2 separate regions of the Homo sapiens genome follow, and region 1 is linked to region 2. A link is an interaction called in ENCODE POLR2A ChIA-PET data of the cell type or tissue named here. Cell type or tissue: Panc1. All regions are shown on one strand. Links, peaks and the distances in the headings refer to the core of each region. The heading gives the core; the rest is flanking DNA. Region 1 overlaps LOC105373903 (a long non-coding RNA gene). Region 2 overlaps ACSL3 (acyl-CoA synthetase long chain family member 3).

Region 1 (5,391 bases), core at 176-5,175, 130 kb before region 2:
ACACTGCATTGTTTTTGAGAAACAGGGAAAAATAGCACGTTTGTTAGCTTTAATCTGATACGTATTTGCATGTGCTGCCGTTTCAATTCTTACAATACTTTTGAGGTATTAAACTTCCTACATTTCTAAATGATAAAATCAGAATTTCATATCAGTTTCATTACAAAGGTCCACTGATGTGCTAGATTTTTGTCTGACAAATACAACTTCAAAGTTTACCACAATCACTTGAAACAACCAGTTAACGATAATGTTTTACACCAGAATTCCTTTTGAGAAAGCTCATTATTTACTGGAAAGAAATATTTTGCTAAGTTACTTGAGCTGGGAGGGTGAGATCTCAAGGACATGATTAAGTAATAATAAGAAGAATAGTAGAGAACACATGGAGCCTGAATCCTGTTAAACAGGAGCTCACTTGTTCCACTGCTCTGTGAGTTGATTTTGTGTGTGCCCGTTTGGGAGTGATAGCAACGAAAGCAGATTGTCCCTGCATAACACAGAGAGGAGACCTGGCTAGCCTGGCACTGCTGAAGAAAGGAGAGAGATAAACAATTCTCGGTCATGGTACATCTGAAAGCAGATTGAATTGCAATATCTAGTATTTGGCTATAGGGTATGATTGTAAACCCCTGGGTCAGGGTCTTTCATCTCTGGCACTGTTGACATTTTGGGCCACGTAACTCTTGATGGTGGGGCTGTCTTGGGCACTTTAGGATGTATAGCAGCATCCCTGGCCACTAACCACTAGATACCAGTGGCATCTTCCTGCTACCCACAGATATGATAACCAAAAATGTCTCCAGACATTGCCAAATGTGCCAAAATCATCCCTGGTAGAGAACCACTGGTAAAGTCCAATTTGCTTTTTTTTTTAAAAAAAGAAGTCAACAGTCAGCAGCCAAGATGAATGCTTTTATAATAGGAAACAGGACGTAACTATAGGCTTATTGTACTGGGACACTTTTGTACTAATGTTGTAGACATGTGTCATGCCCATACACATTCAAGTTTCAAATAAATGTCTGATACATATTGCAAAGACGAGAGGAACCAAGAGTTTGATCTTCTGCAAATTCCTAGTTCCCCTATGCCATCAACCTTGAACTTGCCTTTATTATAGCACTTTACCTTATACCTTCACTCCTGCATATATGTGTCTGTTTCCTTTGTAGCCTGCAGCACTTTTATCTCCACTGCCCAATACAATTTTAAAATTATTCTAAGCCGAAGTCACGAAGTGGCAGCCCACAGACCTGAAGCTATGTTTTATTTAGGCCTATTAAACCTCGAGAATGTTCATATTAAAACACAGATTTACCAGCCAGGCGCAGTGGCTCAGACCTGTAATCCCAGCACTTTGGGAGGCCGAGGCGGGCGGATCACGAGGTCAGGAGTTTGAGACCAGCCTGGCCAACATGCTAAAACCCTGCCTCTGCTAAAAATATAAACTAACTATTCCATTAGTTCTGTGCCTTTGGAGAACCCTAAGATAGGAATCCAGGCACTGGAAATCATACCCAGATTGACTTTTTCACAGCCACCAAAGTAAAAAAGATCCTGCAGATCCTGCAACCTCTAAGTCTGGTAAAACAACAGCAACACAAGCTGACCTCCAAGCCTTTATTGACTTGCTAATTGCGATTCTTACTTTAAGCTTTGCCTCTATGTCCATCTCTTTTGAAGCTGTTGTATTTCCTGGAAACCGCCCCCAGCCGCCCTTTTTTTCAACTCAGTCTCATTATGACTAAATACAAGAAAAAAAATCAGTTTCACACAATAACATGGTGGTCATTGCAGCATTCTATGTTTATAATTGGGCTTTCTACCTGAGCCAAACTGCTTTTCCCACCCTCTTTTAAATAGGCTTTATTTTATTTTATTTTGAGACGAGGTCTCGTTCTGTCTCCCAGGCTGGAGTGCAGTGGCTTGATCACAACTCACTGATGCCTTAAATTCCTGAGCTCAAGTGATCCTCTCACTTCAGCCTCCCAAGTAGCTGAGACTATAGGCATGAGCCACTATAGCTGGCTAATTTTTAAATTTGTTGCAGAGACAAGGGCTCACCATGTTGCCCAGGCTGGTCTGGAACTCCTGGGCTCAAATGATCCTGCTGCCTCAGCCTTCCCAAAGTACTGGGATTACAGGTGTGAGCCACCATGCCTGACTGCTTTATGTTCTTACATTTGTTTTAGGCCCACAGAAAAACTGAGCAGAAAGTAGAGTGTCCCCATATATCTCCTGTCCCCTACATGCTCAGCCTCCCCCACTATCAACACCAAACTCTTAAAATTAGATATTTCTTGTCTTTTTGAAACTCTTAAGCATTCTAGAATATCATATATTTTAGCAAGGGCAGTGTGGTGATTTCCTAACACTGCCAACTCTGTCTTTGATCATTCTGTTTCTTTCCGTTCTCAGCCCTTACCCTTCTTTGTAATTTTATTTTAGAATACTTAATTGTCAAATAAAGATTGTATATATTCAAAGTGTAGAATGTGATGATTGATATATGTATATATTGTGTAATGATCACTACAATAAAATGAAGACATCCATCACCACCCATGCTTTACATTAGATTCCTAGAACATATTCATCATATAACTGAGTGTTTGTACCCTTTGACCAATATCTCCCATTTCCCTCACTCCCTAATCCCTGGTAATCATTATTCTACTCTCCGCTTCTATAAGTTCAACTTTTTTAGATTCTGTATGTGAGATCACACAGCATTTGTCTTTCTGTGTCTGGTTTATTTCATGTGACACAATTTCTCTAGGTCCCATCCATGTTGTCAGAAATGCAGAATTTCCTTCTTTTTTATGGCTGAATTATATTCCATTGTATATATGAACCACAATTTCTTTCTCCATTCATCCATTGATCAATACTTAGGTTGAGTCCATATCTTGGCTATTGTGAATAGTGCCGCAATGAACATGAGCATGCAGATATCTCTTTAACTGATTTCATTTTCTTCAGTTACATAACCAGAGGTAGAACTGCTGGATCATATCATAGTTTTATTTTTAATGTTTTGGGTAACCTCTATATTATTTTCTGGTAATGGCTGGACAAATTTACATTCCCACCAATAGTGTACAGGTGCTTTCTTTTCTCCGTATCCTCACCAACACTTATCCCTTGTCTTTTCTGGAAATAACCATCCTAACAGGTGTGATATTATATCTCACTGTGGTTTTGATTTGCATGTTTCCAACGATTAGTCATGTTGAGCATTTTTCATATATCCATTGACTGTAAGTCTTCTTTGGAAAATGTCCATTCAGGACCTTTGCACATTTTTTAATCAGATTATTTATTTATTCATTTATTTGCTATTGAGTTGTGTGAGTTCTTTATATTTTTTGGATATTGACTCCTTATTGGATATATGGTTTTCAAATATTTTCTCCCATTCTATTGTTAGCTGCCTCTTCCTTTTTTTGATTGTTGTGCAGAAGCTTTTTAGTTTGATGTAGTCCCACTTGTTTATTTTTGCTTTTGTTGCTTGTGCTCTTGGTGTCATGGCCAAAAAAAAAAAAAAAAAAAAAAAAAAAAAAAAAAAATCATTGCTTCCAATACAAAGAGCTTTTTGGCCATGTTTTCTGTTAGGAATTTTATGGTCTTAGATCTTATATGTAATTCTTAAATTTATTTCAAGTTAATTTTTGAATATGTTATAAAACAAGGATCCACTTTTATTATTTTGCATGTAGATATTCAATTTTCCCAACATCATTTGTTAAAGAGAGTTTCCTTTCCCCATTGCATGTTCTTGGTGCTTTTGTCAAAAATTAGTTGACTATTTATTTGCATGGGTTTATTTATGGGCATATTATTCTGTTCCATTGGTCTATGTGTTCAGTTTTATGCACGTACTATCCTGTTTTCACTACTATAGCTTTGTAACATAGTTTGAAATCAGCAACTGTCTCCAGCTTTGTTCTTTCTCAAAATTGTTTTGGCTATTCAGGGTCTTTTTTGTTTCCATGTTAATTTTAGAATTGTTTTTTCTACTTATGTGAAAAATGTCATTGGAATTGTGATAAAAATTGCACTGAAAGCCCTTTAATAACCTTCTTTTATTTTTTTAAAATAAAATTTAAGCTTTTTTTTTTTTGAGACAGGGTGTTGCTCTTTGGCCCAGGCTGAAGGGAGTACAGTGGTACCACCGTAGTTCACCGCAGCCTGCAATTCGTGGATTCAGGCCACCTTCCCACCTCAGCCTCTTGAGTAGCTGGGACTACAGGTACATACATCTACACCTAGCTGTTTATTTTATTTTTTGTAGAGAAAGGGTTTTACTATGTTGCCCAGGCTGGTCTCAAACTCCTGGCTTCAAGCGATCCTCCTGCCTTGGCCTCTCAAAGTGTTGGGATTACAGGCATGAGCCACCATTATCAGGGAGTTTTATGAAGCAGAGAATGGAGGAAGGTTGATTTTCATCAAAAAATTGGAGCATATCACAGTCTTCCGTTTTAGTTAAAAAAAAAAGTCACCTATAAGAAAAATTAAAGCTAAAACTATATTCTGGAGCCATGTTAATAGCTGATATGGTAAATTGCTGCAAATAGCAGTTCCTTTGTAAAAGCCAGAGAAGTTAGAGGAAAATACAGATAAAATAATAGCATTTGGGTTTCTTTCAATATGTATGGCTTAAGGCTCTTGAGCTTTCCTTTGATAAGAATCAGGTCCACAGCTGCTGCTTTTGTTAATGCCGTAATTTTGTAGTGAACTCATAATTTACTGGTTACCCGCTGTATGCAAGGCACTGTGGGATGCATATGTCAAAGAGCGTGCCCACATTTCTTCAGCAACCAGCCACTGTGATCAGCACTCTGCTGGATGTTTTCTTCCTTCTTTTTTTTTTTCTTTATTTTGAGACAGACTTTCACTCCTGTTGCCCAGGCTGGAGTGCAGTGGCACGATCTCAGCTCACTACAACCTCCACCTCCTGGGTTCAAGCGATTACCCTGCCTCAGCCTCCCGAGTAGCTGGGATTACAGGCATGTGCCACCATGCCCTGCTAATTTTTGTATTTTTAGTAGAGACGGGGTTTCACCATGTTGGCCAGACTGGTCTCGACCTCCTGACCTCAGGTGATCTGCCTGCCTCAGCCTCCCAAAGTGCTGGGATTACAGGTGTGAGCCACTGTGCCCAGCCAAATACTAAGTTAATTTTAATCAGCCCCCAATACTGACATAGCACCTAAACTTGGCAATTTACGGCCCAGTTAAGGTTTAGCTTTGTCTTGTTAAAAGAAAAACTTCAGCAGAATTAAATTTAAAGGCGTTTAACTGAGCAATGACCTCACGAAACAGGCAGCCCCCAGAATCACAGCAGATTCAGATAGGCTCCAGCACAGCCACGTGGTGGAAGAAGATT
Region 2 (5,391 bases), core at 337-5,336:
TTAAAAGTGCTAATGTAGATGTATGTGCAAAGTGTTTTGGGTTCTTAGAGGACTGCAAGTAGATATTAGAAGACTTCATAAAAGAGGTGACATTTGAGCTAGAGTTTGGACTGTTTCACCAGTATAAAAGTATTGGGATTAATAAGCAGGGGAAGGAGCAATAGTGTGTGATTTGTAAATCATAGGAGCAGCTTTGATTCTGGTACCCATTCCCTACCCTCATGTGGGATAGCTTTTCTCAACAGATGTTTGAGCAAGAGCTAGTTATTGCTTTATGGTTTTTTTTGTTGTTGTTGTTTGTTTGTTTTTTTGTTTTTTTTTGAGACAGAATCTCAGTCCTAGGCTGAAGTGCCATGGCACAATCATGGCTCACTGCAGCCTCAACTTCCCCAGCTCAAGTGATCCTCCTACCTCAGCCTCCCAAGTAGCTGGGACTACAGGCGTGTGCCACCATGGCCAGCCAATTAAAAACATTTTTTTTTGTAGACACTAGATCTATTTTGTCCAGGCTGGTCTTGAACGCCTGGACTCAGGCATTCCTCCTGCCTCAGTTACCCAAACTGTTGGGATTACAGGCATGAGCAACCATACCTGGTCCTACTTTATGACTTTAAAATATTTTCTTTATGCCTATTTAAATTATAGAATATAAAATAGTATTTATAAAAGTATACATTTATTCATACCCGCTATGTATCACATACTCGGCTAGATTCTAGGAAAGCAGAGAAAAAAAAAAAGTCCTTGCTTCAAGAAGCTCACAGTCTGTTGTGGGGAGACAGAAAAGCAAAGTTAAAATACAGTTGTAATAAGTTACGTTAATGGTATGCCTGAAGTGTTTTGGAAGCTCATAGGAAGGACATCTAACCCAGCCTTGATGGAGGAGGGGAGATAAACGATGGAGGTAAAAATAGATGGAGAGAGTTCATTGAAAATCTATATTCCTTTACTTCTGGATAGAGCATAGTTTTTCTGAGTTAGGAGGGGATTGGAGATGGGACCCAGGGGACATACCAAGCATAAAGGCATGGGACAAGAACACACATGGGGAATGCTTGGGGAACTGAAAGGGTGTGTTACAGGATAAGTCAATTAACAGTAGAGATCAGGCAGGGGGAGGCCTGATAGATTGAGAAAGATGGTGGAGAGCTCAAGGGGATTGGAGTTCTGGATGAGGTCAAAGGATTGAAGTGAAAGAGTTGGTGGAATAGGACTGGTTATGGTTAAGAGTAGTTTTGGAGTTTTGTACTTGAGAGATGGTTTTGTACTTAGATTGTTTAGAGGGTGTTTTTTAAAAGTTAGTTTTGTGATTTTCCTTGTAATGAAGAGGTGGAGCAGATGATAGCCCAGATGGAAAGTTCCATGAGGGCAGGATCAGTTGAATACTCAGGGCCTGTTTATGTAAATCTGAACTTTGGTATTGAGAATGAAAAGCATAGCACATTCGTAGATTTACTTTTTTGGTGAGAAACATCTATATTGGCATTTGTTGTTTTTATTAGATACTAACCTCAGTGACGGCTACATATACACTTATACCTTTATAAATACCTAGTTCAGAAATGATTTTGTAGGCATGTAACAGTTTCTGTTCTTTGCATTGATGTTTCTGGGGAGAATGGTGGACATAGTGTAAAACTGGCATATGTAATGCCTATATATTATATACTACATCATGTGTTAGATTACATGCTAGAAATTTGGATGGAACACTACCCAGAATTGTGAGTCACTATTTGGGAATTGCCCTTGATGCATGGATAATTTACCCGTAGACAATTGGGAGCTGTGTATTTAAGTTAATAAAATTTCTTTGTATTACATGATGCCAGAGTACAGGCATGTTAATTATAGGTGATCACAGTTTTTGTTTCTTGTTATTAATTTCAAATAGCTTTATGAAATAATTATATTTGCTGTCTTTCTTAGATAAGTCAAGAACATAATGTGTTTCTTTTGAGCTCCTTCAGGGAGAGTAAGTTTAATTTATTCTTCCACTAGAAAGAAAGATACTGTGCTTTATTCACTGCTGCACACCCAGTGCCCAGCGTATAGGAGACACTCACATTTGTTGAATGAATGAATCAGTCTCTGCATCCCTGCCACCTAGCACAGTAATGGACATGAGATACTGAGTAAGCATTTATTAAATTGAGTTGAAAGATTTGAATATATTACCAGAAAATTTTTGGAAGGCCAAAAATCTCATATCAGAATGACCAGTATATACTTATTAATGGAAGCTCAGGAATTCCTGAAGAATAGCTTTTCTGTTGGTAAATATGTACTAACTGGTTGAGTAATATATGCTAATGTAATTTAAAAAATTATGTGATTGTGAAGGCAGGAAAGCGATGGATTGTTTCAGGCCAGGCCCACTGCTTGCTGTACTTTAATGTCATTGCTGCTTATCGCCTTCTCTGCAGCCTTGTTGACACTCCTGACAACAAGTGTTTGTCTTTGGCTTCTAGGGCACTGTTTCCTGTTCCTTTACCTTTCTTGTTGGTTCTTCTGGCATCTGCCCTTAATCCTTTATCCTACAATTGAATATACTGTTTCTGAGGAATTCTGTGTTCTATGAATAGAGTCAATGATGACTGTGACCTCTGCATCTTCAGCTGTTTGGAGCCCCAGCCCTGTATTTCTAACAATATAGTGAATCTCTCTTCTGGTCTTTCCCACAAACTTAACATCCAGCCCTATATTTATGCGCTCATATTTGTGTCTGTTCTTCTTGTATTCCTCGTTACACGCCACCATTCTTTCATTCTGGAAATGTAGACTTTAATTTTCAGAGCCCTTACTCTATACATCCTACCTGACAGGTCCTACTAATTTTACCTCAGAGAAGCCTGTACAGTTGGTCCTGTTTCTTCTGTGTCTACTGCCTTAAATTCTGCACTTCATCACTTGGGCTGTGGTAATAACCACATACCTGGAATCCCTTTCGGTTTATTTTCTGTGTTGACCCAAGTAATCATTCTTAAAAAAAACAACAACACACATTTAGGACTGGGAACAGTGACTCACACCTGTAATTTCGACACTTTGGGAGGCCAAGGCGGGTGGATCACCTGAGGTCAGGAGTTCAAGACTATCCTGGTCAACATGGGTGAAACCCTGTCTCTACAAAAAATACCAAAATTAGCCGGGCATGGTGGCGGGCGCTTGTAATCCCAGCTACGTGGGAGGCTGAGGCAGGAGAATTGCTGGAACCCAGGAGGTGGAGATTGCAGTGAGCCTAGATGGTGCCACTATACTCCAGCCTGGGGGACAGAGCGAGACTGTCTCAAAAAAATAAAATAAAATAAAAAACAAATTTAGTTAAATGCTTTACTTGAAAACCGATCTCATGCTATCTACAACATTTTCATTGCTAACTCCCCCCATATATTTCCTGTGTTCCAGCGATCTCAGGCTACTTGTGATTACTCACTGTATGCTCACCCATGCCTCCCTGTTAGGCAGGAGTGAAGGAGGAATAAGAGCCTGGAGGGATTTATTCAGCTTTGTCTGTGGGTAATTATACTCATCCTGCATCTTGAAAGATGAGTTTATTTTGACAGTCCTCTTAGCTGCTTCTGTCTCTCTCCAATTCCATACCCCATTCCAAGTTTTGGACAGAAGAGTATGATTGGACCAGCACATTCATGTTTTTGATACAGGCTTCACTGGTCACAGGTCTGCTGGATACCTGTGGATGCACACATTTGCCGTAGTCTGCGGTGTTGGAGATGGGGACAGAACAGTATCACATATGTGAAACAGAGCCAGTGCTTCCCTTCCCAACAGTCGTAGGCCAGGCAATGTGGACTGTGGGTTGACATCACTGGAGACTGTTTCAGAATCAGAATAAAGACCAATAATAAACCTTTTTTTTTTTTTTCTATTTATGGAATATGGGAGCTGTGGAAGAGAGGTATTACTAGGCTGGTTGTTTGCTTCAGGGATCTGCTTCTCATCTTTCCAGGACTTAATTCAGCTACTACCTCTGTTAAAATTTTTCTTTGATGCTGTGCAACTTACTGAATAAGATTTTACCTGCTGATCTGTGATGTCACTATTGCCATATACAAAAGTCCCATGACTATTTCTGGTTTTAAAATTCTGTATTAACAATTCGTGTTTTGATATGGAATAGGGCAAATATGCATTAAATATGCTGTTTCTCAAAGTTTTTTCTTCTAGATAAATGTTAGAATTAATATATCACATAAGCATACAAAACAAACACGTAAGAAAAATCCTAGTAGGATTTTCATTGGGATTGCATTTGGTTTATGGGTTAATTTTGGCAGAATTACATTTATCCTTTCTACTCAGGAGCAAGTCTGTCTTTTCATATATTCAGGGTTTTTTTGTGTGTGTCTATCAGTAGCATTTTACATACACAGACACCCATATGTAAATATGAATGTTATATTACATGAAGTATTTTAAACTTGCGTTTGCTATTGTGACTATATTTCCGTTTCAATTTCTAACTGGTGATTAATAATATATAAAAAAACTGTCAATTTTTGGCCGGGCGCGGTGGCTCATGCCTGTAATCCCAGCACTTTGGGAGGCCAAGGTGGGCGGATCACGAGATCAGGAGATCAAGACCATCCTGGCTAACACGGTGAAACCCTGTCTCTACTAAAAATAAAAAAAAAATTAGCCAGGCGTGGTGGTGGGTGCCTGGAGTCCCAGCTACTCAGGAGGCTGAGACAGGAGAATGGCGTGAACCCGGGAGGCGGAGCTTACAGTGAGCAGAGTTCACGCCACTGCACTCCAGCCTGGGTGACAGAGCGAGACTCTGTCTCCCAAAAAAAAAAAAAACAAAAAAAAACCTGTCTATTTTTATTATTTACTTGGTATCGAAGTATTTTTGTGAATTCTCCCTCTGGTTGGATATTTTTCAAATGATTCCTTCAGATTTTCTTGTCAGGCAGGCACTTATCTGCACACAATAATGATTCTGTCTTTTTCAGTATTCATAACTGTCGTTTATTTTTTCATTGCATTGGCTAAAGTGCAGTGCTGTTCAGAAGACATGCCTTGAGAGCCGTAAATGTAAGCCATATATGTAGTTTTACATTTCTAGTAGGCAATTGATTTCATTACATTGTTTAATGTAATATATTCAAAATCTTATTTCAGTGTATATGTTCAATATAAAATTTATTAATTAACTATTTTATGTTCTTTTTTTACTACTAGGTCTTTGGAATCCCATGTGTATTTTACACTTAGATCACATCTCAGTTTGGACTAGCCACGTTTCAGGTGTGCAGTGGCACTTGCGGTTACCGCATTGGACAGCATAGAGTTAGAGCCTTCTTGATATATAATAATTATGATCATAGTTGGCCTTGTTGTCCCTTACTTGGTTGGAATTTGCTTTTCAGT

The links. ChIA-PET counts read pairs that join two places held together with the same protein. Peaks named below come from ENCODE experiments on the same cell type or tissue, not always from the same donor. Only the 100,000 strongest peaks of a DNase experiment are listed, where the experiment ranks them.
Region 1: POLR2A ChIA-PET joins it to region 2 with 8 read pairs; 10 of 35 experiments call an interaction of 5 or more read pairs at or near these places.

The regions. Positions count from the first base shown.
Region 1 is chr2:222,746,020-222,751,410 of GRCh38, forward strand. It overlaps LOC105373903 (a long non-coding RNA gene), which reads left to right. Exons shown (of 4, transcript XR_001739904.2): 2 at 4,134-4,255. Among named protein-coding and RNA genes, the nearest start is that of MOGAT1, 77 kb to the left of the region's middle. In Panc1, for the core only: no CTCF peak of the experiment used is centred there; no DNase peak of the experiment used is centred there.
Region 2 is chr2:222,876,025-222,881,415 of GRCh38, forward strand. All of the region lies in intron 1 of ACSL3 (acyl-CoA synthetase long chain family member 3), which reads left to right. Among named protein-coding and RNA genes, the nearest start is that of ACSL3, 18 kb to the left of the region's middle. In Panc1, for the core only: no CTCF peak of the experiment used is centred there; a DNase peak (open chromatin) is centred at 2,968.